Linked DNA regions of Homo sapiens: regions 1, 3 and 4 are each linked to region 2. Evidence: chromatin loops called from intact Hi-C (ENCODE). Cell type or tissue: GM12878. All regions are shown on one strand. Region 1 overlaps PLCL2 (phospholipase C like 2). Region 2 overlaps TBC1D5 (TBC1 domain family member 5). Region 3 overlaps PLCL2 (phospholipase C like 2). Region 4 overlaps PLCL2 (phospholipase C like 2).

Region 1 (8,000 bases), 300 kb before region 2:
TAAAGCAGGTAACAACTAGTAATGGTTTGTTTTTTTAGGTGGGCTTCTTCTATTATTGTTTCGGAATTGTCAACTAATTATAGAATTTTAGAATACAATAATACAACACATTACTGTGTAGTCAATATTCAGTATATTTTTGGAGTGTGCTAAATGTACTGATTTGGATATTGCAGATATTAACATCCCAGAAACCAAGCAGCTGGGTTTAAAAGTGATTAATCATGGAGATTCATGAGATTTTCACAGCGGAAAGAGATCATGTAAAATTCTTTTGTAGTTAGAGATACACAAGGCCATACTGATTAGTACATTTAGCTCCTAGCTATGGTTGAATTCATTTATTTGCATATTAGCATAACAGAATTGGAAAAATTTGTTATGTAATACTGCAGTATGTGAGTATTAATAGAACAAGATGTGGTCTTCTAGATTAAAAAAATAGCTATTTTTTGTGAATTTGTTTTTTGCTATAGATAGCTGCATGTGTACACATGCTATACTTGTGTATGCATATACCCTGAAGACTGTTTATAAATCGTAAAGATTAAGAGCAAACCAAATAATGTAGTGCTAGGTTGACACAAATCCTGTGTCTCTCTCTCAGAGACTGATGGACTGATGGGTAGCAGGTGTATGCTCTTTAAATTGAAAATGCCCAGGAAGGGATAGGCTGTTCCCTATGAGCATTGCTGATGAAGCCTCTGTTGCTTTTGACCAATTAGTGTGGTCACAGAGGGTTAAGTGACCTCATTTGCAGCTACCATCAGAATTACAAGCCATATGACTCTCTCCATATGGTTTCCTGCTACCTTTTATTTTTTATTCTAAACTCTGATATTCTGTAGTCATAGTAAATGTATTTTTTCAAGTTATTTATATGATTTAATGTTTATTATTGAATAAAGGATATTGCTTAGATTTTTATTTCTATCAATCCATGCTAATATATTAAATGCCAATATAATTATTCAGATGTTTTCATATTGAAGCTAATAAAATTCCTATTGAAATACTGGTTTTGAGAATGTCTTCATCTGTGGAGTATTTGATGATTTGTTGAAAGAGATCTGTATGCTCTTCCAAAGCTTTCCCTGGTTTATGTATATTTCCAGAAATAATTTTCTATACATTAAAAATAATATTAGCAGTAGAATTACTATATCATAGGACAGACATGTGTACATTCAGCTTTAGTAGATACTATTAGGTGATTTTCCTAACTGGTCCAGCCAATTTACACACCTACCAGGTTATATGAATGCTAGGTGCTCTAAATGCACACATTTGGTATTATCAGTGTTTCTTTGTCTTTTTGCTTTTTGATTGTAACTATTGTGACGGTTATGTAATGGTACTTCACTGTGGCTTTTTGGCTGAATTTCTCTCATGGCTAATGATGTTGAACATCTTTTCATATGTTTCTTGGCCATTTGGATATTCTCTTTTGTGAAAATGCTTGTTCAAGTCTTTTGCCCATTTAAAAAGTCAGGTTGTTTTTATTTTNAAAAAAATGGTATGTAGGACTTAATTTACATTTTCTGAATATGTCTTTTGTGATATATATATATATTCAAGTTGTTTATATGGTTTAATGTTTATTATTGAAGAAAATAAAGGATATCGCTTAGATTTTTATTTCTATCAATCCGTGCTAATAGCTTATATTAAATGCCAATGTAATTATTCAGATGATATATATGTTTTGTGATATATCACAAAAGACATTTTCAACATATATAGATATGTTGAAACACGTATCTATATAGATATAGATATATGTTGAAACATGTATCTATATCGATATAGATATATGTTGAAACATGTATCTATATCGATATAGATATATGTTGAAAATGTCTTCTAGTATGTGACTTGCTTTTTCACTGTCTTAAAGGGTATATTTTAATGAAAATTCTTAATTTTAGAGAAGTTCAGTGTATCAGTATTTTTCTTTATGGTTATTATTTTTGAGTCCTGTTTCAGAAATGTTTACTTAGCCTAATTCTATGAAGATAGTCATTTATTTAACCACTGGAGTCTTATTGTTCTATTTTTCATGTTTAGATCTGGATTTCATTTTGTGTGTGTGGTGTGAGGTAGGGTTAAAGATTTTCTTTCCATATAAATATCCAATTAATTCAGCACCATTTATTTGAAAATAGAATCTCTTTCCCACTGCACTGCATTGGTCTTCGATCCTAGATCAAGTGGCCATTTATGTATGGGTCTGTTTTTGGAGTCTATTTTGTTACATACACATAAAGTCCTTATATACTTACCACACTGTCTTTCTGGCTAGGTATATACCTAACAGGAGTTACTCCATATGTATATTGAAAGACATTTCCAAGAGTCCTTAAAGCAGCATTAATTCTAACAGTCCCAAATTGAAAGCAACAACTCAAATGCCTATCTTATAAAATAGCGTATCATACAGTGGAATCCTATGAGGAAAAGGAAGAAAGAACAGAAACAGCAGATGACTGCCCTATGCACTGCTTGAGTCTCCCAAGCATAATGCTAAGGGAAATAAACCAGCCACAAAAGAATACATATTTTTGATTATAATTATATAAAGTTCAAAAGCAGCTAAACTAATTTGGAGTGGTAGAAGTTATAATAGTGGTTACACTTGGGGATAATAATTGAGGGAGGAAGCAAGGGTCCTACTGGGTGCCAGTGATGTTTGGTTTCTGCATCTGGTTGGTGATTCCAAATGTGGGTTTACTTTGTAAAAATCCATTAGGTTTTACACTTAGGATTTTTTTTCTGGAAGTCTATCATACTGCAACAAATTAAGTTTATTCAAACAATTAAATTGTGAACATTAATCAAACTCAGATACCAATTGGTTACTTCCTCCTGCACTATTTAGGGCCGTGCCTTTTACAGTTTTTTGCTGTCTGTGGATCAGCATGTGAAACATTTCTGCTGCTGTGGACACTTGTACGTGGTGAGACCTGCTAAAGCCCTGCACTAGTTGATGGCCTGGAGAGGGGGTGGGTGGAGAGAGGGGCAGCTTGCTGGAAGAGCCTGAGGACTGGATCTTCCTTGGAATATACTGAAAGCACAAAAGGAGCTGGGCCTGGGTGGAAAGTTGACACATTAGTGAAGAGTGTGTTGGTCACTGCAGTCATCTTACACTGCAGTCGTGATTGCTTGGAGTTTTTATGATTTGTTTAGTGTAGTTTTGAGCTTCAGGTGCACTCGAAAGTTTTAATATTTGAAAATGTGCTGCTCATAATAAAACTTTGAGAACCACTCGTTTGTGGAGCACCTGCTCTTCACATAACAGTTTTCTAGATAGAGCTTTTTGGTCTCAAAAGCAGTTAACAGAGCAAAACCAGTTATCCAGATATACGGACAAAATGGAGAGTTGTTTGATCACTGCTAAGTAATAGCATACCTAGGATCTCAGGTGGTCGGTCAACAGAGAGTTTTAGCTCTACTGAACACTTATTCTGCCTAATCTAAATATTCTTTTGGGTAGGAAAGGACGAAGGGGAAATAATCTTCAGATGGGTCATTTTAAGACACATTGGAATTACCTGGATTCTAAAACATACTAATGTGAAGACCCCACCTGGCTGCAATTGAATCAGAACCTCTGGGGGTTTCCTAAAGTGCCCTGGGAGATTTTAAAGTATAGCCAGGGTTAACAACAGCTGTGAAACCTTTCTTATATGTTGGGTTCTCGACTTCCCTGTGTAGCTCTGTTAGATATGAGAGAACAAACAGCTCCCGGAATCCTGCAGATGATAGTTGGTGAGCATGTGGCTGGTGGGGTGTAGGGGGCAGGATTAAACCTTAACTTGCCGCGGTGGAGTTTTTCTTTAAGGGAGTCGAGCTGCCCTTTTTTGGAGGGGATATAAAATGTCAATGAAGGGGAATAATTCCTTAGTAAAATTTGGAGAAATAGATTTTATATGTGAAAATGACAGTCTGCCCTATGTGTCTTTTTTTGATCTAGGTAAAGGTAAAAATTATGTCAATTAAAAAAAAAAAAGGCCCTGGGTTGGTTATTTGGAGCCTTAATCCCCCTTGATTAATCATTACTGTGCAGCTCCTAGTCCCTGTAGTTCCTGGCGAGTCCCTGGGCTCTTGTCCATCCCTCACAAGAGAAACTATATAGGTGTACCCATGGCATTCTGCAGCATGAAGGAGGAGCCTCCCTAGGAAAAATTGTCTTTAGAAAGAATTAGTTTGGCAGAGGCACTAGCACTATTTCTAGAGAGAGGTGATTGGATGTTTCACTTTGCTAAATGAGTGTAGTAAAAACGCTGTTTACTCACAGAAGATTATAAATCGGCACTTGCCAGACAGGTGTCTGTTTGTAAGGGTGATTTATGCGGGGAGGATGTGAACCATCTGGTGATGCTCCAGTGCTCCGCCCGAGGGTGGGCTGACATCTGGGTTGGCACGTCATGACCTTTGCGTGAATGTGTACTTTCTGAATGCTAGAGCATTTTCCTCTTGCCATGCTGACCTTCGCGGTAAAGAGGAATGAACATTGAACTCCTGAGGCATCTATAAAACATATTTTATTGGCTGCAAAGCAGTAACATGAAGATTTCAGTCGTTACTTGTTTGTAACCTTAGTTATGCAGTGTGTACTCATTTTCTCCTCAACTGGACTGCACAAATTATTAGAGGTTGTCATTCCCATTTATTTTTTTAGGTCATTTTTTTTTTCTCTTCCACATTGACAAGGATGAGTCTTCTAGCCAAGAAGCTTGTGCCCCTCACTTGTCTTGAGTAGGCACCAAGGAAGAGTAGTGACCTGAGGGGAAGGCCAAGTCCTTGGAGACCCCTGTTTAGAGGCCGGAGAGGCACCAACAGTTTGGCAGCAGCAAAGTTTTCTCAAGCTGTCCCTATCTTGATTGTGACACAATTGTTAACACATATACCTTTGACAGGCAGTTTTATTTACGTATTCTAAATGGGAGGTGTAGTAGAAATGAACTTTAATATTCTTTGGGGAGAGAAAATCTACAGCCTTTTTTTTTTGGAACATTCAGTACTCAGTAATATTTACCAAGTGAAGAATAAGAGAGGTTTCCTTTCCTACAGCATAATTAGCCAGATCTTACCCATCTTCATTGTTAGGAAAAAAAGTATTGTTGAAAAAGATTTTAAAATAGTTAAATAGCCCTTTTGTCCTAAGGAATAGCTGCCGGGTATGAATGCTACCCGGAGGGGTCTGGAAGCAAGAGAGTGAAATAGTGCGAGAGAAACAGGCACATAGCCACATAGCAAGCGTTCTACTGGGCTCCTTACTGGGAAGTTGGTGAGATGTGTGGCCTCTGTGGCAGTGGCCCTGACCTGTCCTCATCATTACTGGTTGCCAGACAGTAAAGTAAGACAAGGTGGAGGATGGCTTAGAAGATACCACCAAAATAACAGGGCTTGATAAAGCTGTCCCCAGATACAGTTTGGCAACTCTCAGGGCCGTCATTCCTGGGAACAACAGGGACCACGGGATCTATTAGTTATGTTCCAAAATGGCACTTAAAACCTTTCCACACCAGGTCACACATGGAAAATGATATAATTGTCTAGATAACATGAGGAGATTGCTTGGGGCCAGAGGCCCCAGCCAGCTGTGGCAGGGGTTGGAGGGTGGAGGGGGAGGGGGTTGCGGGGACCCACGCCTTGGCAGGCCATTTGGCAGTAATACTTGGCAGTAACCATTAGTGCTGTGCTGGGGCGTGTTTGTCAGGAGGTTGTGCTTCAAAAGGTGGTAGAGAGAAGAATGGAGGAACAAGGAAAGGTACAGTAAGCTGCAGAGTGCTGTGTATCTGTCACTATCGAGGGGATGCCCTTTGCACCATGATTCTCACTTTAGTGGTGAGTTGAATCTTGGCCTCAAGGCATGTCATGGAGCTGTGGCCACTGTGGAAACAACACCAGCAGACAGCTTAGCCTGTATATGGATGGAGCGTCTCAGCAGGGAGAGGAACAGTTGAGCATCTACCTTCACAAGAGGGCTGCTTTTCTACATAGAGAGGACTGTTAGTCCAGCCTTAGGCTTTTCTGCTGTATCTAAACAGAGCAGCCCATTGGGGTCATGTTTGAAAACAGCAACAACAGAGTATCAAGTAGGTACAGAGGCTGAATTCCCTGAATTTCTGTGCAGAAGTTCACACCAGAGACCTGGACACTAGTTGGGGAGCTGGCCTGTGGAGACCAAGAGCTGCAACTTGAGAGTCATGAGTTCTGATTCGGGTCTGCACCTCTGCTTGGTTGAAGTGTTAAATGTGTCCAGAAGACTGTGTTTTCTCCTCTTTTTTCTGTAAAAAGTGCGTGAAATCTTGTCTGCTTGATTTCTTGTATGTCTTTTCGGGACCAGGGCAAGTACTTTTCGCATGACTGACATGGTAAGTAAAACCTGTATGGATCTTGGGAAGAGCTCTTGGTCTGAATGATTCAGTTTTTGCTATTTTGCTGTTGATTTGATTATTTATGTGAGAAAGATCTGTGCTGTTCCTGAAAATTTGCTAATAAATCCATTAAAATATCCCCCCCGCCGCCCCCCGTCAAAACACCCTAACAAGAAACTATCCTATTTTAGAGGGCACGTTTACTTTTTCCCATCTCTTATTTGAAATGTTCTTTTCAACATTCCCTGCTTTGCTTTTTTGAATATCATGTTTTAGTTTTTTATTTTTATTTTGGTTCACTGTGGCTTTGGTTTAATTACCCTTTTAAATGGAAACATGTAACTGCAGGCCCAGTCCATCATTTGTATTAGTTTTCAGCACTCTGAACTTGGGTGGGTTGGGCACGATTGTTTTAGTTGCTACCTGGATAAGACTGTTGAGATCTTAATCTCAGAGTCTTGAAGAATTCTGTTACTGAGGTAGCAGTGACTGTTTACTAAAGAAAATAACCTTCATTTTTTCTTCTTGACAGAGGTAAAAATTCAGAGAAGAATTTAAGAAGTCAGGGCAATAAGATTAATTTAAACAGTTATTTCTGTGTGTTTAGTATTGTCACTAGACTTAAAAAGACAATAAAAATTTTAACTGATAAAATTACAAATCATCCTTGTTTTCCTCATAGAGCATATCAAATTCAGAAGAAAGAAGCTATAAACTTTATATCTAGCATGCATTTTGACTTTTAAGAAAATCAGTTAAACTCTGTATCTCACCGTATTCTCTCTACAGTATATTGAAATAAAGCTATATGTTGATTTGCTCATTTCATTAGGATTATTATCCTGATGTTTTAAAAGGTTTTTAAAGCTCCTGAAGCAAGATGTTATAAAAATGCAAAAAACTTCATAACCAAAAAAGTCTGGGAAAGTTAGTTTGTATGCTAATAACACCTCATATTTGCATAGCTCTTTCATCCCTGCAAGACCACCTTTAACATCAGCTTAGTGGGCTCTCACAATGCTCCCGTTCGGTGGACATCATCAGTGGCCTCCATTTTGCAGGTGAAAAAGTTGAGGCCCATGTAAAATACACGTGGTCACACTAGACTTTGGCAAGGTTGGGCTTTGGACTCAGATCTGCTGGTTACTCTCCATGCCACTTGGGTACCTTCTCACATTTTATACGTGTAAATTGGGAAGGTAGCAATTCATTTCTCTCTCACTTCAAAAATGGAAACTCAGTATCATCAAAAGATAATCTTGGAGTGGCACTGTTTGAGGTGGTGAATTGTTTGCTAGTTGAGAAACCAAAGAGTTGTTTTTCTTCTGTGAAAGGAACTGAAGTTTAACGCCTTGATTGTGTGTTGCTGGCCCACTGTTACTTAGAAAAATTAACTGCTCCACTGCTTATTTTGATAAGGCAGAGCAGCTGTTTGTCCTTGAAGTTTCAAAAAATTATATTTATGCACTAAATTTATTTGGCAAGTCAGACCTGTTTGTTCCAATAAAGCAACAGTATCTCCCCTGGCCATTCTGGAAGCCACCTGTTGCTTTCAAGAGTTACATGGAAGGGGCTGCTCCTGAGATATTAAAGACTCTTCAGAATGTGGGGGCCACA
Region 2 (8,000 bases):
AATCCCCCAGTAAATAGCAGTTCCCATTTTTGGACAGGATGTAAACAAACAAGTTAAATGTAAATGGAAATGGCCTTTAGAAATTTTGAACTGAAATTCAAAGCTCAAGATGTCACATTTATGCTATCCAATTATATCATTTCAGAACTGGAAATGTCTTTAGAGATCATTTATTTCAACCCCTTCTTGTTTACAAATAAAGCAGCTTTTGTATGGCCAGGTAGCTGGGCAAGTAGCAGAAATCCCACTGGTAGGCTTCCTTGTTTTTCAGCCACTGAAGCACTGCGGTGTCCCACCGCTGACGTCCTCACTACCAGGGAACACTGGATTTGTCCCGACAGGATGGGTTTTCATAACAATCACTGAGCCCTTTTCCTTCTACCCCACATCCTCCTGTACTAGCAGTGCTCCTTCCTGACTATTGAAGGCTACAGCAAAGTCACTAAAACCTAAACTCCACAGGATTTTGTATCACTTTTCACTCCTTTAGTTTCCCCCAGAAACTTGGATAAAACCTCTACATTAAACAATACTGACTCCTTATAATTTATAAAGTTAAAAATTGCCTGTGATAAAATTGGGGTGGCCCGGTGAGGCATGAGTCAGGCTTTCTCCAGCCCAGAGCTCCTCGCTGATTGTGCTGCTTCAGCTGGCTCTAATAGATAGTGATCATTCAAACCCCTTCTCTTCAGGAGCCCAACAGGGGCTGCAGGGCAAGACCACAAGGTCAAGTATAGGGAGAAACCTTTATTTTTCCCTGCAAAAATTTTCTCTACCAAATTGCTACTTGACTTATAGCATATCCCTAGAATTGACAAATTACATATCAACTTCACATTCTCTTCATTGGTTTACATGCGAAGAGTTTCAAATCTCTTTTTGAAGTCAGGTGTTGGCAGGTTAAAATAATTAATTCAGATCACATGCTTGCCGTGGGTGCGACATATGGGGTATGGATTACAAATATTTTAAAAATAGTGCATGTAAGGTTCACAAAATTAAGGGAAAGAAATTTCCCTTTATATTCAGCTGTTGCTTATAAGTTTTATTGAGGGACTAAAAAAGATCTTCATTTCTTACCCCTTTTTATTCTTCGGGTCTACCTGATAAGGCAGAAATTCTTCATTGCCCAGTTATGACTAATAACTTCTTTTGTAGATAGCGCTAACCACAGACTCTATTTCCCTCAGTTTTCTAATTTGTAAAATAGGAAGCAATTCTAGCAGTGACCTTATAGCGTTGCTTGAGGATTAAAATAGCTAATACATGTAAAATGCTTAGAACAGAGGACACACTTACAGAAGGTGTTCTATAACTATTAGCACTTAGCCACCATTTACAAGGAGAACATGCTCACACTAGGATATATTTGAAGCTTGCTTTATATGTAGAAAATCTCATTCCTTATTTGGTATTCAATTAATGTTATTAATATCAATTTTTTCGATCTTTAATATGAATAAAAATCAGCTGGGGATCTTGTTAAAATGCAGAGTCTGATTTAGTAGGTCTGGGTTGGGGCCTAAGATTCTGCATTTCTAACAATCTCCCAGGGGATGGGATGCAGCTGGTCCATGGACCACAATTTGGATGGCAAGGATTTAAATAACTCATCTCACGCTAACCTTCTATTAATATTTACTTCTGAATATCTCTTCCCGTCATTCTAGGAAGGCTGTGAAGTACTTTACTATCTATCTGATCTAAGGCAATTTTAACAGATGGCTGCATGGTTAGAAGCGTATTTGGTGACAGTCCGAAAGACCTCTTCTCAACATGGAGTAGGATGCAGCGGGGAGAGAAGCAGGGTGACAAGCTTCCAGGAGAGCCTTCCAATCTCCCTGAGTTAGTTTTGTACTGAGTAGCTCTATTATTCTATTTAGAGCTAATTCTTAGACCATTAGATATCAGTTTATTCTATTGTAAACACAAACATTTATACAATTTCTCATTAAAAACAAGTGAAATATGAATTAATTTTATTGGATTATGCATGCTCTCTTCTGTAACTTTTGACAAAGGCTGTGTATTAAGTATCAGAGAATAAAAGATGCTTTTCAAACATAAAATGCAATGAAAAGGAAATGGCAAAAATACTTCCATAATTCATGGTATTTAAATTCATCCCTGATTTTCAGAAGATATCTTTCTGAATATATGATTTCTGAAAAAATCATAAGTAATATTTATTAAGAACTTTTAGCCTTTAGAAACATGCTTTTATACCTACTGCCATTTTAACATTGTGAGCCATTTTAATCTAATTTTGCTTTCCTAGAAGTTGCCTACAAAAAATAATAAAGTAAACAGAAAAGACAAGAACGGTGCCAGAAAACAGGATCATGTGCTACAAATATCTAAAGTAAAGTAAATAAGCTTACAATCTGGAATAAATATACTGGAAATTGAAATAAAACCTTTAATTAGGACCAACTTCACATAGGTGTAACCAGAGGAAGAATAAAACCTCACTTGCAGAGTTACAAACCTCATTATTTGCAAAAGTCCTATAACTGCAGTTTAAAATAATTATATGCATATGGTATGTCTTCTTAGCCCTGTAAAAATTCAAAAGGTATAAAAGGTGTCTCCTAGAAGTGCTTATGTATGGGAGTCTAATTAAATGGCATTTGTGGAGAAATGCTCCCATCTTTTGGGCTTTTATGCTGTCATTTCTGTGTTGTGTTTTTATAATTAGGCAACCTGACCAATCATTTGGAAACCCATGTAGTTCTCTCCTCCACCAGGACAATAAACACAGATGTTACTCTACTTAACAAGGGTTTTCCCCCTCCCCACTTACACGTGATAAGACCAACTGATGAAACCAGCCAGCCAGCACCAGGGCCTCCAGCTGAGTTTCTCATAGCAATGCTGGCTGGGCAAAACCATCTGCGTGCTCTCCCTTGCTGTTCCTGGCACCAAGGGTAGGCATCTGCACAATGGCTGGCCCAGATAGAAGGGCCTGAGCCAAGACTGTTTTTCTTATGACAAAGCTAATTGATCCGTGTGAAGATGAAATGTACACACTTGCACAACTTATTCTCTGGGCTAACTGACCTCTATAATGTCCCAATAGAGACAGACAAAAAACCGTACCCTGCAGCAAATCCAAGCTGAGGATCAAGTACAGTTTAAGAACTACTTTAAGTAACAACTGGTAAAAGCAAGTAAGTTTTGGAACAGCCTTGATATTTCTTTCTTTTTTTTTTTTTTTTAACATAAACATTACCACTTCTGAGACTTCTGGAAAGAAAAAAAGGTGAGAAGGAAATAATTCTCTAAATTGCCTGGTTTATTCATATGCCTATCATACTTTTGTTAGTTCATCCCTTAAGTTATACCCCATCTCTCACTAAATACCAACAATTCCTATTAGCTTTTTAAATAAGTGGTTGGTAAATGCTGCTGAGAAATGAAGCAACTTTTCAGGCTCTAGAGGACGCCAGAGCAAAGCCTAAGACATCTCAATACTTGCACAACACACAAAACCCTCAACAGCATTCATTTATTCCTAAACGTTTACTGAGTGCCAGACACAATATCTGGCACAGAAGATACAGTGACAAGCGCCTGCAAGAGCCTTATAAGTAAACACAAGTAGTTCTCTGACATTCAAAACGGGAAACATTTGCAGATTACGTAGGACACCCTCCATCTCAAGATGCTGCTGCTTTAGGTTTGGGGAGGGGCTCTGAAATCTGCAGCTTAACTAGGGCCCCAGCTACTTATTACAAGTGCTGAAAGCTCCTAGCAGAGAAGGCTCCATGGGACACAAGGTGCTTGGGCTGAGACTGGAAGGGACTCTATTTTGTGGCTACATCAATCACTCTGGTCAGAAGAGACAGTGAAGGGAAACAACACAGAAGTATGAGAAAGCATGCTTGGTTTAAGGGAAGTGAAACAGCTATGCATTCCTGAGGGGCTGGGGAGGAGTAAGAGGGAGGACTAATGATAAGGCTGAACAGGGTGAGACTGTAAAGGGCCCTACAGGGCATACCTTAAAATTGAGGGATTTATCCTAGGGAGAAGGGCTCCTGCAGAATTCTGATGAGGAGTCAAAGCATATGAGTCAGACATACACGATGCACACGTTGGTGTCGTGAAATACTTTGGGTATATGTTGACCATTAATAAAATGGATTAACTCTAAAATTTCTAATTAACATGGGTTTGTTACTTGAGAACAAGAAAATTATGTAGAGTGTAACCTTTCTATATTCTCATTCCTCCAACTCGCCAAATCCAGAAGCTGCATGTCATGAACTGTATAGAGTCAGTTCCGTTATAATGCTTGTTTTGAAAATGTGAACTTGTTTCAATGAGATCAATGTATTAGGGAATAATTGAGCATAACCCGAAGTTCACATTTGCTTACACACAACATCATCCTCAAGAAATAATGGGTGAATGCAGAAAACTCCACATAGATGAACGCAGCTACACGTAGGAATGCAGGAATACACAAAATGCCTACATGCATGCAACACAGATATCTGCCAGCTACCTCCATTCCGTGTGTGTTATGGGCTACTTCCATAACCAAATCCATCAGATTCCATCCAGATAACTCTCCTCCACCACTTCACAGTGACTCACAAGCTGCAACCCTTCCAATGTCCACTTCCGCAACTGAGCTTCAGGTATTTTTCAAGGTAAAGTATCATATTTATTGCACTATTTATTTCTTAATCACTTAACGTGTAAAACCACTCTACCACTTTTATTAGGTTCCTACTTTGTTTCATGTGGCACTGATGACCTTTTTTTTTAGTGTTGTACCTCGATCCAATTTTCCCCACAAGCCCTGGGGTTTTTATCTTATTATTTTTATTACTATTTTAGAGACAAAGTCTCGCTGTTACCCAGGCTGGAGTACAGTGGTGTGATCATGGCTCATCGCAGCCCTGAACTCCTAGGTTTAAGCGATCTTTTCACCTCAACCTCCCAAATAGCTAGAATTACAGGTGTGTGCCACCAAGCCCAGCTAATTTTTTTTGGTAGAAATGGGGTCTTGCTATGTTGTCCCAGCTGGTCTTGAACTCCTGGCCTCAAGCAATCCTCCCACCTCAGCCTCTCAAAGCACTGGGATTACAGGCATGAGTTACTGTGCCTAGACTCCCTGTGGTTTTTAATGCATGTCTTTGCATAGCATAGTGATTTTGGGGAACATTTGTCACCTCAGAACTGACAATTCCGCTGGATGGGGTGCAGTAGCTCATGACTGTAATTCCAGCATTTTGGGTGGTTGAGGCAGGCAGGTCACTTGAGCTCAGGAGTTCAAGACCAGCCTGGGCAACATGGTGAAACCCCATGTCTACAAAAAATACAAAAATTAGCTGGACATGGTGGCTCGCGCCTGTAGTCCCAGCTACTTGGGAGGCAGAAGGGGTTGGATTGCTTGAGCCCAGGAGGTGGAGGTTGCAGGGAGCCGAGATTGTGCCACTGCACTCCAGCCTGGGTGACAGCATGAGTCCCTGTCTCAAGAAAAAAAGAACAGTTCTGAAGACGACTGTTCAATGAAGATAAATACATTCATGAAAATCAAATTTATATTTTTTTCCAGAAAGGTAATTGCAGAAAAGTTTTAGTCTAGACATCATGGTATCACTCAGTGTTTATGAAACAGAAGTGTTACCTGTACTATTGTTCTTTATAGGGGCTAGGGCTGGTGTTCCCTGTGTCTCCTTCCCAAGAGGGCCCTGCAGCCATGAGCCCCCTCCAACCCAATCTACAGTTGTGGGCAGTGGCTGGGCCTGATGGATTTAAGGGTAATCTAGGAATTTTGGCCAATAAGACATAAAGGAAGTCTTGGTGAGTAGCTGTTGAAAACGCCTTTAAGATAGGGTTGCCATATTTAGAAATAAAAACATAGAACATAGGATTAAATTTGAATTTCATATAAACATCAAATAAAGTTTTTAGTATAAATATGTCCCATGTAATATAAGATACTTATACTAAAAAATTTACTCATTATTTATCTGAAATTCAAATGTAACTGGGCATTTTGTGTTTTATCTGGCAAACCTACCTTTAAAAAATGCCCTAGAAGACATGGTCATTCTCCTCTCGATGTTGGTGAATGGATATGGTGTCTAGAACTATTACAACTGTCTTGCTTTCAACCTGGGGAAGAGTTCGTTCTGGGAAGGGCAGGGCAGGTCAGGGCAGAGAGATGGCAAGAAACTGCATCCTTGAAGACACAGGTGAGCTTCTAAATTAGTGGTTCTAAACCTTGACTACATATTTGAATACTCCAGAAAGTTTTTAATAATTACCAATGCCCATGCTCCACTGGAAAGATTCTGACTCAGTTCTTCTGTGACCAGTATTGATTAAAACATTCTCCCAGGCCATTCTAACGTATGGTCGGGAATGGGAAGTCCTTGGAACTTGAGCTAAATAACTTTCCTTGTTACCGGAATCAGTGTGAATTGCATTTTCCGCTACATGTAGCTGAAAGCATACTAAATAAAGACAGTCTCTAGAGTGAAACGCAAGGTTCCGCATTTAAACGTTTTATAGTTAGTCCATCTTGGAAATTTAAATCACAATTTCTGGCAAAAAAATTAGGACTGCTCATTTATTTGAGAAAAAGCTCATGTCTCAGCCCAACCTTCAAATCTAAATCCGAAATCAAGGGTGTCAAAAAAGAAGTCTGGTCATAACAGAGGACTGAGGATGTATGACTGATTATAGACATTAAGAAAACAATCAATACCTCATTTATCCTGTGCAATAAACAGATATTCATGTTTTCATCACTGTCCAGCTAAAATGATATTATAGTTTGACAGTTGTCTAGAGATGAATTTAAGATTTCCATAAATGTTACCATCATCACATATTGGTATCATGCTGATTTCATTCTTATTTTCAAAAACATTATTCTTGATATTTTATGGAATATTTTCACATCATGATACATGAATAACAGTTGCATGTAGAGTGTACAAATATGCTTCAAACCCAAATGGTTGCTTAGAATCCAACTGAGAACATCCCAAAGTTAAGCAATTTGGCAGCACTTCTCACTGTTTTAAGTTGATTGGGACATTGTATTGAGGCCTCCTTCAAATTTTGGACCATGTGGTAGTATATATATGTACTGAAGGGACCTATGGAAGGACTCAGGTAAAATGTTGCAAACTGTCCCACCTTTGGGATAGCCACCAGGAATAAAAAGGTGATGATGATCAAGAGGCCAGAGCGATTACCTGGAGGTAATCCTTGATGTTGATCTGAAAGGCCCTTTTTGTAGCACGGACAAGGTATGGTTGAATTTGGTTTATTTAATGAGATCAGGCCATCTTTCAGAGTTCCTCACAGAGGCAAAAATAAGAAAGATATCAAATGTTAAAGCAGAACAGTAAGAACATTAAAGGTGAGAAAAGTAGAGAAATGTGACCATGAAAGCCAGAAGTCTGAGTCTAGTCTTGGGTCTATGAACAACTGATGAGCTAGAGAGGGGAAAGGAGGGAGCTTCCCTTTTCACAATTGTTTTTCAAGTAGAAATAATTTTCTTATTCTTTTCTCTCTTTTCAAATATAGCCTATAACTTTTTAGGATTTAACATAAGGCCAATTTGTTCTTGGCTTATTATAAACACTATATTTTGCTGTTAAAGTTCCTGTCTACTGACCAAAGTAACTTTGGAAAGCAACATATTGACTGGAAATGATAAGGCCATAGATAGAACTGTACATAAACACTGTACTATAGTTCAGGGGTCCCCAAACCCCGGGCTACAGACCAGTAGTTGTTCGCGGCCTGTTAGGAACCATGCTGCACAGTAGGAGGTGAGCAGCAGGCAAGCAAGCATTACCACCTGAGTCCCACCTCCTGTCAGATCAGCAGCAGCATTAGATTCTCATAGGAGTGTGAAGCCTATTGTGAACTGCACATGCAAGGGATCTAGGTTGTGTGCTCCTTATGAGAATCTAATGTCTGATGATCTGAGGTGGAACAGGGAACCTGTTTGATCCTGAAACCATGCC
Region 3 (8,000 bases), 150 kb before region 2:
GGTTATGAGGTTAAATATCTTGTCCTAGATGACAAAGCTAATGAGTAATAGAACCAGGATTAGAACCCATGTAAATCTTTGCTGTTTCTGCCGCTACACCACTCCCAAGATGAGTTTCTCATCTGCATGTGTGAGCCTCTGCTTAATGCTGCTGTTTTGTTCTCCTCCACTCCTGCTTTTGCTCCTGTCCTCATTTGTTTAATGACTGGGTTCATTTCCTTGATCATATTTTTTTTTCCTTCTCCTATTTGAATGATGGGGGCACAGTTGGCCAGTTCTTTGATACTGAGCTGTAACAATCACCATCCTTGCTTGAAGAAGTCCTTGCTTCTTTGTATCTCTCATTTGGCTTGACATCAAAGCTGAAAAAGGTTACTGATGACGGTATGGACCTTTTCAATATGCAAATTATGTAATGGTACAAACGACTTTATATCAGTATAATAAAGTTCTTAACGATTCATTTTTATTGCTGCCTGTTCAATACGTCAAGCTGTAAAATAGAATATTTTAATTTATGGGAATGACTCAGATCTTGAAGAATGAATGTGAAAATACTGAATTCCAAAGTGCAAACTCTGCCATAGGCTGTGGACTTCTTGAGGACAGGGGTTGTATCCTGTAGGTCAGGTATCCCTGGTTTCCACACAGGGGCTGCCTGCAGTAGACCCCAGCGATGATTAAAGATACATTATGAAGGCGTAAATAAATGCCTGCCTTGGCCTTTAAACTTTTGATGTTTACCATTTTTTTAGAACTGTGCAAGTTGATAAATACTATCTGACTAAGCTTAAGAAGCTAGTACACTTTTTAAGAGACATGTTGGTTATATTTTAAATAAGTGTAACTTACCAAAAATATGGTGGTTTTTGAATTATGCAAATAATCCAACCTGCATATATTTAGTTACTATAAGATAATTACTATGGCAATTAGTGATAAATGCTATAAAGAAAAATAAGGCAGGCCAGGTGCGGTGGCTTATGCCTGTAATGCCAGCACTTGGGAGGCCGAGGTGGGAAGATCACTTGAGCCTAGGAGTGTAAGACCAGCCTGGGCAACATAGCAAGATCCCATCTCTACAGAAAATTTTAAAAATTAGCCAAGCATGGTGGCACACACCTGTAGTCCCAGCTACCTGGGAGATGGAGGCTGGAGGATTACTTGTGCCTAGGAGTTGGAGAGTGCACTGAGCTATGATTGCACCACTGCACTCCAGCCTGGCTGACAGAACAGACCGTGTCTCTTAAAAAAATAAAAAGAAAAAAAATGAGGCAGAAATGAAAGGAATGGTTGGGTGTTTATTACTTAAAATATGATGGTCATGTAAAATAGATGAGTAATATTATAATGCAAAATATTTGGATATTTAAATACAAATATGTAAAATTTATACTAAGGTAGATATCATAATTGTACCCATTTGAGCCATGAGACTTGTTTCTGGCTATCCCATTTCCTTTTCATAGTGATTTTAGAGCCAACAAGATTACTTCAGAGGGATCTTTTCCTAGCTTTTTGGTGAGTAAAATAATGGATCAGCTGTTCACTGATTCTTTCCCTTCTTCAAGCTTGGGCTCTTAAAACAAGCACATGCAATTTGGAACAAGAATTCAAATTTGAACATTTTAAAAACCATTAATAGGAACATAAAAATACTAGTTTTAGAGGTACTATTAGTGATGAATGGTATCAAATAAATAAATGCTATTTTTTAATTCTCATTGTATGTTTTAAACTGAATTTCAGATGAAGACATTTTGGCTGAAATGAGTGAAGTGTGTAGGTGTTGAAGTTTTCTATAAGATGAAGTTGAAAATTTTGTTAAAATGGATAACCAAATTTTAAAACTCAGATCAGATTTGCACGCATATTTGTAGCTTTTCACGCTGAAATGAACTCAGTTCAGTATATTAGCTCAGGGTTCAAGTGCAGTGTTGTACTAGCCTCACTGCACTTGGAAAGTAATACTATTCACATCTTGTTTTAACCATTATGTGGGGATGTGTGATGTTATCATTTTCACATGCACATTTGAAGTTGAGTAGTGGAAAGTCAGATAAAAAAGCGTTTAATATCATCACATCAGCCTGTTTTAGGAGAAGAGCCTTGTGCATGAATGCAGGAGGGGATCTAGTTGTCAGGTGTAATCTCATGTCTGGATGTTCCCTTTGCAGATGATTCAGTCCCTCAAGGCGTTGATTGAAAATGCAGATGCTGTATATGAAAAGATCGTACATTGTCAGAAGGCAGGTAAGTGAAAGTTTGTTTCCTCTCTTTAAATGAAATTAATAGCATCATATACTTTGCCCCAAAACTATTTCATTTTTTGGATGCTATATCAAGAAAATCAAATAAGAAAATTATTTTTCTATGGCTAAAGAAAATACCAATTCAGTGGTTCTCAGCCTTGGGTAACAAACTCACCTGAGGGGACCATTCAAAATACATTAACATTGGTCTGAGGTATGGGGCTGGGAATTAATAACTATTTTAAATTCCCAGGTGTTTCTAATGTACAGCCAAAATTGAGAAACTCTGCACTAATCTCTTCTTCAGTGTTAACTGTGTTGCCAAAGCTCCTGCTGGTCACCCGTGACTCTGGTACACAGTAGGATAGGTAAGGCTTGAGTAGAGGGAGAATGGCTTCTTGTAAAGGAGATGGATTCCAGTTACAACCTCCTGACACTTTTTAGTACACTGGCATTTTCGCGTGCTGATAAATTCATTAATTTAACATCCAAATGTTATACCAGACTATAAAATTCTTCTTATATAAACAATCATCCCATTAATTTTAGCTGTGGTAAAACCAAAAAATTCAGTATTCTGCATTGTAATAAAAATACACAAAATGGAGTTCTTTTAATTTTCTGATTTTTTGAGTGTTGATTTGGGAGATTCTATTATGGAGAATATTTTCAAGTCATAAAAAAAAAAAATTGTCCTGACTTTCTAAGGTTTTTTTCGTTGCTGTTCTTTAAAACCAAGAAACTATATTGCCTACCCTGAAAAAAAAAATCCCTTATCTCAGAAATGAACTTGTTTAAAATAGATTGAAGATAAGGATATGTGTGACATTTTTTTTCTAATATCTATTGAAAGAGTATTCATATTAGTGACTAATCAACAAACTCCACAATCCCCATCTTGTTTTACTCATCTTGTCAGCAAATATTGTTAGCAAAGTGGTCTTTCTACTTCTAGTCCTTTGCAGGCTAACTCTCCCTACAATCTACATTTAATTATTCAAACACAATTTTTATCTACAACACAATCTACAAATTATTAACACAATCTGCAAATTATTGAACAGGAGATATGGAAGTAAACACAGTAAATATATTGAATACTTACCGTGTGTTACTCAGGAGTCTCAAGTTGGTGTGTGAGGCACTGGGGAGACATTGGTGTTTGTGTAGAACAGGAGAGGGACTGAGCTTTCAGGTACTGACCATAATAGCTGTGTGCAGAGAATGTCCATGGGCAGACCTGATGGGAGGCAGTTGGCAATAGATAAGGAAGGTGCTTCTGGAGAGTGAGGGAGGAAGGGAAGGGATGGTGAGCCATCTACCCTCTGCTTTGGGCTGCCTGTCCCCATTCCCTGTGTTTCTACTTAATCAGATTTGCACACATCACTCATCTGCTGAGACTTCTTTCTCTGCCCTCTCTGCCAATCTGTACTTTCTTCTTTTTCAATTATCTCAACAGTCTTCTGGGAGACCTTTCAAGATTCCAGGATTTATGTTACCTAAAGCATTCTATTCAGCCCTTTAAACCTTTAATTTGCTTCAGTTGGTAGGGCTTCTTCAGTTATTGTGTATTTTATTAATGCATTCCATCTTGTAAACAGGATAATAACCTCCTAAAGCACTAAGATTATATATCAAGCTGCTCTCTGTATCTTACCCATGACATCTGTTCTAACATTCTGCACAGAGTAGTTGCCCAAATATTAACTAAATATGATTTTATTTTAATTATTTGATTCCATTCAATGCATGTATTGCTATGAAAATTGTGGACTTTGTGGAATTTGAAAAAAACTGTTTATCAGAAAAAAAACTATTCAACAATTTGAGTTATTGTCAATTCACTGGTTTATGAGATTTGATAATTTTCAGTATAATGTGGCTTTCTGTTTATGTTTGATTTCAGTAAGGGATACATGTGCTTGTACTTAAAAAGCTGAAGAATCTTATCTATTAGGGATTTTGATTAGGATGGGGGGAGAATAACCACTGTGTAATGGTTCAAGTTGCTCTGGGTTTAAAGATCTTTAGAAGCGTGTAAAGATTATCTTTTGGTTTCACAGTTACTGATGAACGCCTACACAGCCCTTCTGTTATCCCAAGTACTTATTTTAGAGTCCCTTGATCTTTTGTTTCTCATGTTTACAATTATGGTAAGGACATATAGTCATTAGTCATATGAAGAATTGCTAATTTGTTTTGGGCTCAAAGACAGTTGCATAAGATCTTACTTTTGATAAGTAATTGTTATTCTGCTTGCCAACAGATATAGGTCACCAAAGTGCTGCAAGAGAGGATTATTTTAGATGTATTTCGAATTTTAAAGCACAAACATATATTTTTATTAGTTAAAACCTTGTTTAAATAACTGAGTGGAAATAAAGAGTCAGACATCCACCCCCAAACACATGTTAAAAAATGTCCCCAGTTCAGAAGGGTTCAGGCTCTTGGCTGTGTAATCTATTTTTTACATAGGAACATGCTATGCTGATGTTAGTACTGGGAAGAGGAAGCGTGGCAGGAGAGGAATGCTGAGAAGTGAAGACCTCCAACCAAGGTAGGCTAGGAACCTATGCATCCCAGCAGTGGAGGACCCAAAGGGACCATGGAAAGAGCAGTGGAAACAACTCGGAGATGCGCAGTTGGAGGCAGCCTGCCTGCATAGTCCTCTCTGTTAAGAAGAGAATGCAGTGACACAGAGAGTTGGGGTAAAAGAGAAATTTTAATAATAAAACCATGTTGCTAGGAGTATATAAACGACCCAGTGAAGAGGAAGACATTAATAGATGAGACAGAGATTCAGGATGAAGGATGTGAGGTCAGGAATGAAGTACAGTCATGAAACACTTGACCTCAGAAAGGGAGAAAGGCTCCTCGTCTGAGATAATACAGAAAGCCGTGACATTTAGAAAAATTCTGAAAAAGAGAGGAGTGTTTTCCATTGACGAGGTAAACAGGGAAGTAGTGTCATAGGAGAACACCAACTTTGGGGGTGAGGAAGTGAAAGCGGGGATTCAAGACAGGGGCAAGAGTATGGGGACTTTGCTCAGAGTCAGAGATCAGCAGTGCCAGTCAAAGGGACTGATTAAATATCAGATCCTGCAGGGGTGATATGGGATGCGTGAGTCTGGGCCGCCATGGGAGTGAGAAGTGATGTGGCCATGCAAGAATGGGTCTCTATAATTCATAAGCCCAGGCGAACACATGCATACATGTTCTCAAGTAGGAGATTGGTAAGGAACACCAGCAGGAGAGCTGAACAGGAGTCTGCAGAGGGAGAAACATCATAAAAGTTCATTTGTTAGAAATGTATAAAAGTTGGGAAAAGATTTGTCAAATTCTTTCAGGGCCAAAGTCTTTTCCACTTTCTAATATCAGGGCCAAAGTCTTTTCCGCTTTCTAATATCTATGTTTTTGTCTCTTTAAATGCCAAAACTGCAGCCCATTTTTGGATTATAATTTCCTTTCTAGTCACTGAATTGGTATGCTTAATAAAGGATAGGAAGACGATCAAGAAGGAAACCCAAATGCTTTCCCTCAGTGAGCTAGGTGTTTCTATCAGGTAATTTTAAATGGAAAATAAATTGTTCTCTGGAGGAGGAAAAAAACAAATCAATGACATCCTGTTAAAGATGGTGAATTAACAAATGCTTTTAATCTCTACTCTAAAACCTCATTAAAATGACAGTAGAGGGTTTTTCTTTAAGCCACAAATCCATAAGGACAAAGAAATCGGGAGCAACAAAATTCTAGAAACTGAGTAACAGCTGAACAAGTGATAATTGGCTTAGCTGCCCACTCAGGAACCTCAATCTGAAGCTGGTCTTGGGGGGCCTGACACAGCCTGACTCACAGGCCAACCACCAGCTCAGATCTAACCTGGTGACCAGGTACCTCTGGGAACTGGGTTAAAGCTAGTTATAAAAGACAGGAACTGTGTAGAAGCTGGATTAATTAACGCTTAGATCTCTGTGTCCTGACAGTGGGGAGGTTAAAAATAGCAAAATTCTCATTCTCCATATGGGGAATTTAATAGGTGATGCTTGAAAAACAGTTCTAAGTAAACAATATAAGCATGTTACTTGGAAATATGAACATAAATACTAAGGAAGGGAAACAATCAGCTAAAGGCATTGAATGTGACTGCTTCTGGGGAGGGAGAATTGTGGACAATTATTTGGTTCTTTACGTACATGCATAATTCTAGCAAAAATAAAAACTAAATTCGAAGAAAAAAGAAGGAAGGAATCAAGGGGCAAAAGCTGCCACAGGAACTGAGGATGTTCCCAAAGATGTGATCCCACACCCACAAGGCCTGGGAGAGTGTTAGGTTGCAGAGGCGCAAAGAGCCCGCATAGGACACCTGCTGGCTTCCCTGCTTTCATGGGCATGCCTCAGGCAGAGGTGATGCCTGCATGCCTGGGAGGATGAGAGCAGGAGAATCTGTTCTGTGCACTTTCAGAATGACTGTTAGGAGGGAGGATCAAACTAAATGAAAGATGACCCAGCCCTCTCCACACCTCTTTAAATGGAAGGTTCTTTGCTAAAAGCTCCAGCGTATTTTCATGCATGGCCAGGGTTGCATCTTCACTGAGTAAAGTGGGATCAAAGAAAATAACTTTCCAAATAATAAAAGCTTTAATTACCCTTCATTTTAATCAATTTAATGGGAAATTTTCAGTGGATCTTATCCATCCCTGCTTTCTTAAATTTGATTTGCCAAAAATAATTTGAACATTTGTTTTAAAGACCCAGGGTCATCTTGAGATGCTGCAGTTTAATGCAGTGATTTCTTGGAGGCTTTAAGTTTGGAGGCCCCTTAACCTGCACACACAGCAGCCTGCCTGCTGTGACTGTTCAGATCTGGACATGGTGTTAATAGTTAAATTCCATCTCCTTTCATTAAACTCTCACTTCCTACTGCTTTGTACTGTATTTCCAACTGTCTGTTTGTATACTGCTCTTTTTTTCTCTTACATTTGCTGCTTCCAGTCTGCTGAGCAGTTGATGTCTCCCCTGTGACCAAGCGATTTATCTTACATAAAAGAGGATGAGGCCCCGACACACTCCTGCATGGGGAAAACCAGCAGAATGTCAGGCCAGACCTACATGACCTGGATTTAATTGCTCAGAGACTTTTTTTTTTTTTTCAAACTCCTCAGATCTCAGTGTGCTCCTAGGAGCTGAGGTTATCAGATAAGTAAGCCATCACCACCTGTCACTTGGTTCATGCACATCATCTTGCCCAACATAGTAAAGAAAATCATCTGCGAGATTCATTCTGAAAGCACTTAACAAGTGTTCTGTTTGAAAATACAGTTGACCCTTGGACAACACAAGTTTGAACAGCATGGGTCCACATATATGTGAGTTTTTTCAATAAATATACTGAAACATTTTTTGGAGGTTGGCAACAATTTGAAAAAAGACAGATGAACCATGTAGCATGGAAATATCAAAAAATTTAAGAAAAAGGCCACAAATGCATAAAATATATGTAGGTACTAGTCTATTTTATCATTTACTGCCATAAAATATGCACAAATCTGTTATAAAAGGTTAAAATTTATCAAAACTTATGCACACACTTAAAGCCCATACATGACGTCTTTCACAGTTAAGAAAAATGTAAACAATGTAAGATGCACTATTAACTCATAACTGCTAAAATTAACTCCAAAACATACTTTGCTACTGTAATAATTTCATAGCCACCTCCTGTTGCTGTTGTGCTGAGCTCAAGTGTTG
Region 4 (8,000 bases), 270 kb before region 2:
CATAACCACTTCTGTTAGTACCACCCTTAATTAAACATTATTTTTCATTTGTCATCAGATTTGGGGAGTTTTCAGCCATTATTTCTTCAAATATTCTTTCTGTGCCTTCCTCTCCTTTCATTGTGGAACTCCTATTATGCATATATTGGCATAATTAATGGTGTCCTACCAGTTTCTTAGACTACTCATTTTCCTTCATTTCTTTTTCTTTCTGCTCCTCAGATTGGGTAATCTCAAGTGACCTATCTTCAAGTTTGCTGATTCCTTCTGCTGTTGAGCCCTTCTAGTGAAATTTTCTTTTAAGTTATTATACTTCTCAACTCCAGAATTTCTGTTTGGCTCCCTTTAAAAAGTCATTTTGATCTATTTGTTGATCTTCTCTGTTTGGTAAGACATCATTCTCATGATTTCCTTTAGTTCTTTGTGCACGATTCCCTTTAGCTCTTTGAGTGTATTTAACATGGTTGATTAAAAATCTTTGATTAGTACATCCAATGTGTGGGTTTCCTCAGGCAGTTTTTACTAGTTGCCTTTTTTCCTGTGTATGGGCAATACTTCATCCCTTTGCATACCATGTAGTTTTGTTGAAAACTGTAATTTTTAATATTATAATGTGGCAACTCTGGAAATGAGATTTCCCCCACTCCCCAGGGTTTGTTGCTGCTTATTGTAGTTGTTGTTTTTGATTTGGTTAGTGACATTTCTATACTAATTTTATAAAGTCTATATTCTTTATCATATATGTCCATTGAAGCTTCTGTTCCATTAGCTTAGCAGTCAGTTAGTGATTGACAGAAATTTCCTCAAACACCTGGGACAAAATACCAGAAACAACTCTAGTCTTTGTACTTGGCTTCTGTGTATATGTCGAAACATATTTTAATACTGAACCAGCAGTTTACAACTCTGTCTTAGCCTTCACTTCCTATTTGCACAGACCCTGGAGGTCAGCCAGAGGTGAGAGTTTAGGGGTATCTCAGGTCTTTCCTGAGCATGCACTCGGCCCTAGCAAGTTAACCTTTTCTATATCCTACAGTCACTCTCTGTTGGACTATACCAGTTAAAGGTCATTGGCAGAGAAAATGCAGAGTGATAGATTTCTCCTTTCACTCTATAAGGGCCACTGCCCTGTTTCCAGCAGCACCATGGAGGGTAGTTTACCAGCATTGTTCAGTATAAGTCAGTGATTGCAAATAACCACGATAGTCTTAAAGCAATGATTTTTACTAGGTATTAGAGTATACCTCTAGGTCAGGATTTTAGATTTTATTCAGCTTGATTCCATGTGTATGGAATTTAAATCTACAGAATACAAGTTTGTTTGTTTTTTTTTTGAGATGGAGTCTCGCTCTGTCACCCAGGCTGGAGTGCAGTGGCACAATCTCGGCTCACTGCAACCTCTGCCTCACGGGTTCACACCATTCTCCTGCCTCAGCCTCCCGTGTAGCTGGGACTACAGGTGCCTGCCATCATGCCCCGCTAATTTTTTGTATTTTTAGTAGAGACAGGGTTTCACCATGTTAGCCAGGATGGTCTCAATCTCCTGACCTCGTGATCCGCCCACCTCAGCCTCCCAAAGTGCTGGGATTACAGGCGTGAGCCACCGCGCCCGGCCAGGGTTTTTTTTTTTTTTAATGTAAAATGATTTAGGCCAGTATGGTTAACCAGCATGTACACTTAGAATTCCAAAATTCTGTTTGCACATATATTTATCTTAGCCAGTTCAAGTTATAAACATGAGCTCTATTGCTCATTTTCTTTATTGCTGCTATCTAATGTTTTTAATTTTTTGAGATGCAATTCTCATACCATACAATCTATTTTTTAAGGGCATACAATCCATTAGTTTTATTGTATTTATAGTTATGCAACCATTACCACTATCTAATTGCAGAACACTTTCATGTCTCTTTTCATACCTTGCCCAATCACAGTTACTCCCAGTCCCTGGCAACCACTAAATTACTGTCTCTCTGAATTTGCCTTCCCTAAACATTTTATATAAATGGAATCATACAATATATGGCCTTTTCCAACTGGCTTCTTTCACTTAGCATAATATTTTAAAGGTTCATCCATGTTGCAGCATGTATCAATACTTCATTCCTTTTTATGTCTGAAAAATATTCCATTGTATGGATATGCCACAGTTTATCCATTCATCAGTTAAAGAACATGTGAGTTATTTCTACCTTTTGGCTATTATGGACTATGCTGCTATGATCATTAGTATACAAGTTTTTGTGTGGATGTATATTTTAATTTCTCTTTGGGTATATATCTAGAAGTGGAATTGATGGGTTCTATGGTAACTCTATATTTAGTTTTTTGAAAAACTGTGAGATTGTTTTCTAAAGCAGCCCAATTTGCTTTTAGGTGACAAGTTCAAGTTCACAAAGAAAAGGAGTGGGCCATATTGACTTATACTTCTATAAATGAAATGTTTCAAATGCTGACAATTTGCAAGGAGAATGTCTGCATGAAAACAGTTAAAATTATTATTTTTTTTGATCAGCCTCACCAGAGCTTCTGAGTATTACTGCCATGCCCATCAGAATTAAGTCTTTTGCTGATTCTTCATGATAATTGACATTTCTATTTAATCAGCTTTAAGTTGCTCTCAAACAAACAAAAAAAGCCCATTATTCATAATCAAATGCTCCAGAATCAGACAGATGCAAGGGCTGGCTTTACTACTTCCTAGCAGTGTCACTTTGAGGAATAATGCCTTTTCTTGAAGAAAAACTTCATTTTCCTCCTCTGTAAAGTGGGATTAACAGTATCTACCTCTAGATGTTCCTGTATTAGAATGAGGTCATGTATGCAAAACAGTTGCCTGGCATTTCCTAAGTGCTAAATAAATGTTAACTATTGTTATTATTATTACTGTTATGTCATTATTTAAATGTAATTTTTTGAAAGATAAATAATGTCTTAAAATACTCTCTGAAACTACTTAGAGACAAAGCCTATTTTAATATAGTGATCAGATTTTTCATCTAGCAAACAAAATCATTTATAATCAAAACCTTTTTTTTTTTTGAGACAGAGTCTCCCTCTGTCTCCCACGCTGGAGTGCAGTGGTGCAATCTTGGCTCACTGCAGGCTCTGCCTCCTGGATTCACGCCATTCTCCTGCTTCAGCCTCCCGAGTAGCTGAGACTACAGGCACCCGCCACCATGGTTGGCTAATTTTTTGTATTTTTAGTAGAGACGGTTTCACTGTGTTAGCCAGGATGGTCTCGGTCTCCTGACCTTGTGATCCACCTGCCTTGGCCTCCCAAAGTGCTAGGATTACAGATGTAAGCCACCGCGCCCGGCCACATTTTTTTTTAAGGCTAAGGAAGAACGGGAAGTGGGTGGCTGAAAAAAATCAATTAAAAATATTTATTTGCTAGTTATTCATTTTGTCCTTGATATGTATTTAATTTAAAGCAATTTATTTTTCTTTTCTTTCTTCCCTGAAGCAAATGTAATTTGAACACAGACTAATTTTTTTTATAGCTAAAGTGAAATGTTAAACAAAATCGTCATCCCTTTTAGCACTACCTTTAAGTTATTCTTTACGGAAGAACTGGGTAAACCCTTCACAGAATGTTTGCAAAACACCTGATGCACAATATGGTGTAAACTGTCACATTTCTCTTTAATTTTTTAATAGTGACCAAAGTGAATATTTTTCCAGTGATTGCTCCATAATATTATGCTACAAATGTGTTGTAAATAAAAGATTGATAATAAAATACAAAAAAAAATGAAATAAACAATAGAAGACAAATATGACAATAGGCAAGAATGGTTAGCAAACATTCTGATCAAACCTTTTTTGTTAGTTTAAAAGGAATGCATCATTGCTTAGTCTTTGTTCTAAATGAGATGTCCCATTATCTGTATCTGGGGCATGAACAAGTTTTTATGGCTTGGTGGCATCAGAAGTTTAAGAGCTGGAAGGGACTTTGGTTGTAAAGGTTGGTCTAGCACAGGGTTTCTCAGCCTGGGCACCATTGACAATTTTGCATTGATAATTATTTGTTGTGGGGGCTGTTCTGTGCATTGTAGGATGTAGGCTCTACCCACTAGATGTCAGTAGTGCAGGGTTCCCCCTACCTGCCTGTTTCCCCCGCCCCCACCACACACAATGAGAACCACTGATCTGGGGTTTGCCAAAGTGTACACTCCATGGAGCACCACTCATGTTGGAGGGGCTGGGATACTCCAGGAAAATATTCTGTTGTCAAATAAGTTTGGGAAACCCTTATTTAGACAACAGCAAAAAATTGTCAGAGCTTTCAATGTGATATCTAAAGTGAATTGCCAAGAGGCGAACATGCAGCATGTTTCAGCTTATTTGACAGCAGCCCGTTTTTCAAAGGCAGCTTGCAGGATGGAACATACTCCCATTCCTGTGCTCCAACTCTCATTTTCCAGGTGAGGAAATTGAGGTCTAGGGAGGTTACATGACCAGCCAAAGGCTCTGCATTACCTAATTTCATAATTGCTGTGTGAGCATGTACTGCATGCTAGCTCCTATGTTAGGCACTGGGGAGGCAATGGTGATACACAGGATAGGCAGATGGACCCAGTAACTACAACACAATGTGGTTAGTGCTAGGAGGGAGGCCCTCCAAGAGGCTGAGAGAGCATCTCAGAATGGGCACTTCATTCACATTGAGTAGATGAGCTGAGTCCATGTTGTACATGTTTTAGCTGAGACATCTGTGGAGGTAGACCAGTTTGGGAGACCAGGCAGTAGAATGCCTACAGAGGCCGATTTTGCATTTCTGTGTATAATAATTGAGGCAAGGGACTGTATGAGAGTCCTCCAGGGATGAGAAGCTTAGGGTAGAACCTTGGGGAAATCCATGTTTAAGGGTGCACCGAGGAAGAGCAGCCCCAGATAGAGACCAAGAAGGACATAGGAGAAAGTACAGAGCCAGGCAAAGGGTGCAGTCTGATGCTGCAGAGAGGAAGCTGCAACCTGCAGGGTTGAGGGCCTGGGCTCTGGAGCTGAGCTAGAGTTTGAATCCTAACTGCCTAGCTTGCAGGTTGTGTGATATTTGTCACCTGTTGTATTACTTTGCAAAGGCTCAATTTATAAAAGCAGTATAATTGTAAAGCCTACTTCATCTACTTGTTGTGAAGCCTAGCTAAAGTATGAGAAGTATGGAGTACCATGCTTGGCATATAAGAAATGCTTAGTAAATATTCGGTGATGCTATCCTTATTATTATCAAATGACATGAGGACTCAGAAACATTCATGAATTTGCTTCTTGGAGGTTGTGGGTGACCTTGGCAAAAATCCATTTCAGCGGAGGGACAGATGGTTTGAGAGTGAGTGGGAAGTGAAACGTAGAGGCTGTGAGTTTAGAATTTTCTCAAGGTTAGTTGTGAATGGGATTGGGCAGGGGGGTGGTGGTGATTGCTGCACAAGAGACTTGGAATTTGAGTGCTGGCTTTGAACGTACACCACAGCCGCAGCATAGAGAAGAGTAATTCTGAGCGGTGAGGATACCTGCGCAGAAATGATGATGATGATACTAAGCACAGGAGTGAGAGACAACTAGGAAACCAAGGATCGTGGGAGAGAGGGGAGGAGGGAATGGGCTACAGGGAGGAGGAAAGAAACTGCTCTGCACTAGGACTTGTCTCAGAGCCTATAGAGGCTACCAGAGTTAAGATTTGTAGGTTCCTGAAAATGAGAGTTTAGTGGACCATTTTGACCTTCTCTCCATAATGACAACATATTTTTAAATCCTGAAAGGCAAGAAAAGAGGTTTCCCAAAAAGACTTCTGGGAAGGCGGGCAGGAATCAGAGCTTCCTGGTGAAGTTATCAGACACTCTGGGAGTTGGCTTGGAATGCATACTCAACTCACTTTGCAATCATTCTTAACTTTTAGAGAAAGCCTCCCAAATCTAACTTTATTGAACAGCAGCCATTGGCTCTCTTCCTGATTTCTCTGTGCACAGATAGAACTTCCAGCATCTCCTCCTTTTCTGCTGACCGTTGATGTGCTGTTTTTCTGACCAGGAATAGCAAACTTTCCTCTTTCCCAGTCTCCTGTACTGGGCAGGAGGATTTCTCACCATCTCCAAATCTTGGAGGCCTGGGGAAGTTGAGTCCTTCTGAAACTTGAAGAAAGGAGAATTCTCTCTGTATCCTGACATAGGAACTATTTGAGTATGAAGAAGGTGCTGCATGCATACATTCAAAGGAACTAGTGAATAGCTGGCATGCATTTTGATACTGTGCTAATTGGTAGCCCTGAGGTCTTTGGGCTTTGTTTATAGACTTCTCCCAAGACCCTCCAAGTAAGGCCTGCATGTTACTTCTCACAGGCTCTCAGAGAGTCTTGGGAAGACAGAGGCCTCTCTTTTAGACATGGAGAAGTATCGTGGGAGGTGAGTTGCCCAAGGACACACAAGACTCCTGTGACTTTCAAGTTAGAGTGGTATTGTGCAGCCAGAATTCGCCTGGCATGGCTTCTGTCTCAGAACCTAGAACAGTGCTCTTCTGCAGTAAAGATTCCTAGTTTATTCCCTTTTCTCTTAGTATAAAACATTTAATGTGGGTTAGAGTATGTTTTTTATTATTTCTCCATTTAACTTGAGAAAGCAACCTCATGGGTTCATATTTTTGTTTCCCTCATTTTAAAGACAGGCGAGATTTCACGAGTAGATGAAAGAACACCCAAATTTGAGGGAGCGTTCCAAGTTCATAAATACTTGTGGCTGAGAGAAAACAATGGCCCTCCCTCAAATACTGCAGGGAAGAACCAGTATTGGGAACAGCTGTGTTTGAAAGTCTCCTAATTGTTATTTATTCTATCTGTAGATCTATAGTCCAACCAATGTATGAATAGGACCTTTGCTGATTATATCTCTGTTTTGATCAGAACTGCTATAAATGAAAGAGTTGTAGTGTACTGTTTTCTTAAACTCCTAGGGTTTTACCACAAATCAGAGTTGTTTCTTGTGATACAGCCTTCTTCAGCCTCTGTTCGTCTCTAAGAAATTGAACCTAGAGTAGTAAACAAGTGATACTTCTGTAAACTCCCTAAGGGATGACTCCTCAGTTCTGTGAACCCCATCATCCCTCCTAATCTCAAGTCGCTTATTTTCTTATGCTTTGTGGAGCTCTCCTACAAGCACCTGAACTCCAGCATGTCCCAAATGTTATTCATGATTTTCTCCTTAAGTCTGCTGCTCCTGCATGAGTTCCTATGTCCATTAATGACATTCTTTATGACACAAGCAAGAAATCTTGGCACCATCTTTATCTCCCGTTTTGCTAACTCCCGTGTACATTTGACTACTCCATTTTCCAAGATGATATTCTAGGCATGTCAGTCTTCTATTTTTTCCTCTGTAAAGGCAGGTAGTAGGGTAGGATCCATATCTGTAACTCCAATGCCTTCTGCTTGGAAGATAATGCTTCCTGCTGGCCAGTTCCCATTCCTCAGCCCAAATACTACATCCTTGGCAAGCCATTCCTCTCTGAACCTCCTTCCCAGGAAGATGCATTCACTTCTTCCTCTGGATTGCCATTTATTTTTTTTTTTAACTCTAATGCTCATGAAACTTTGTGGTAAAATTTTATTTGAAGGTCTGGCTCTTCTGCTACATTCTGAGATCTTTGAGAGTAGGAACCCAGATTGTACTTAGATCCGTGTCTGGCACATATGTAAGCACAAAAGCTATTGACTATATTTAAGTGACTTGAATTAGAAAAAGATGTATGAAATAGAAGAGGAACAATTAAATGCTTATTTGTATTTGATCTCATTTTAGTCTTTTTCTCTTCCCATTTCATTCTCTCCTCTCCCTTAGAAAAAAAGCACGTAAATGTTCTGTTCCTATAAAAACAATTTAAATAGAGACTTTCTTTATCAGCAGACAGAATAACCTGGTTGCATTGTCAATGTTCTGTCTAAATGAAGTTTAACTAACAACTGTTGCCTTTAAGGGATAGAAAAGAAAACCTCACAAATATTATTTATA

The links. Peaks named below come from ENCODE experiments on the same cell type or tissue, not always from the same donor. Only the 100,000 strongest peaks of a DNase experiment are listed, where the experiment ranks them.
Region 1: a loop joins it to region 2, with 1.9 times the contacts of the local background. A loop is called at or near these places in 3 of 110 quality-filtered maps.
Region 3: it touches region 2 in a loop (2.3-fold over the local background); 2 of 110 quality-filtered maps call a loop at or near these places.
Region 4: a loop joins it to region 2, with 2.7 times the contacts of the local background. A loop is called at or near these places in 3 of 110 quality-filtered maps.

Annotation. Positions count from the first base shown.
Region 1 is chr3:16,893,305-16,901,304 of GRCh38, forward strand. The region is part of intron 1 of PLCL2 (phospholipase C like 2); the gene reads left to right. Among named protein-coding and RNA genes, the nearest start is that of PLCL2, 12 kb to the left of the region's middle. In GM12878, no CTCF peak of the experiment used is centred here; a DNase peak (open chromatin) is centred at 4,328; H3K4me3 peaks cover 3,212 bases; H3K27ac peaks cover 3,372 bases.
Region 2 is chr3:17,192,553-17,200,552 of GRCh38, forward strand. The region is part of intron 19 of TBC1D5 (TBC1 domain family member 5); the gene reads right to left. Among named protein-coding and RNA genes, the nearest start is that of PLCL2-AS1, 140 kb to the left of the region's middle. RefSeq lists an enhancer at 3,706-3,815 and a silencer at 3,996-4,045. In GM12878, CTCF peaks have their summits at 2,650 and 3,445; DNase peaks (open chromatin) are centred at 2,849 and 3,839; H3K4me3 peaks cover 442 bases; H3K27ac peaks cover 1,053 bases.
Region 3 is chr3:17,040,697-17,048,696 of GRCh38, forward strand. It overlaps PLCL2 (phospholipase C like 2), which reads left to right. Exons shown (of 6, transcript NM_001144382.2): 4 at 2,178-2,253. It overlaps PLCL2-AS1 (PLCL2 antisense RNA 1), which reads right to left. Exons shown (of 3, transcript NR_046640.1): 2 at 3,358-3,492; 3 at 2,056-2,217. Among named protein-coding and RNA genes, the nearest start is that of PLCL2-AS1, 9.9 kb to the right of the region's middle. In GM12878, no CTCF peak of the experiment used is centred here; DNase peaks (open chromatin) are centred at 4,386 and 6,694; H3K27ac peaks cover 2,910 bases.
Region 4 is chr3:16,923,608-16,931,607 of GRCh38, forward strand. All of the region lies in intron 1 of PLCL2 (phospholipase C like 2), which reads left to right. Among named protein-coding and RNA genes, the nearest start is that of MIR3714, 5.6 kb to the right of the region's middle. RefSeq lists enhancers at 4,573-4,822, 4,883-5,042. In GM12878, a CTCF peak has its summit at 4,076 (motif pointing right); a DNase peak (open chromatin) is centred at 5,308; H3K4me3 peaks cover 1,644 bases; H3K27ac peaks cover 4,099 bases.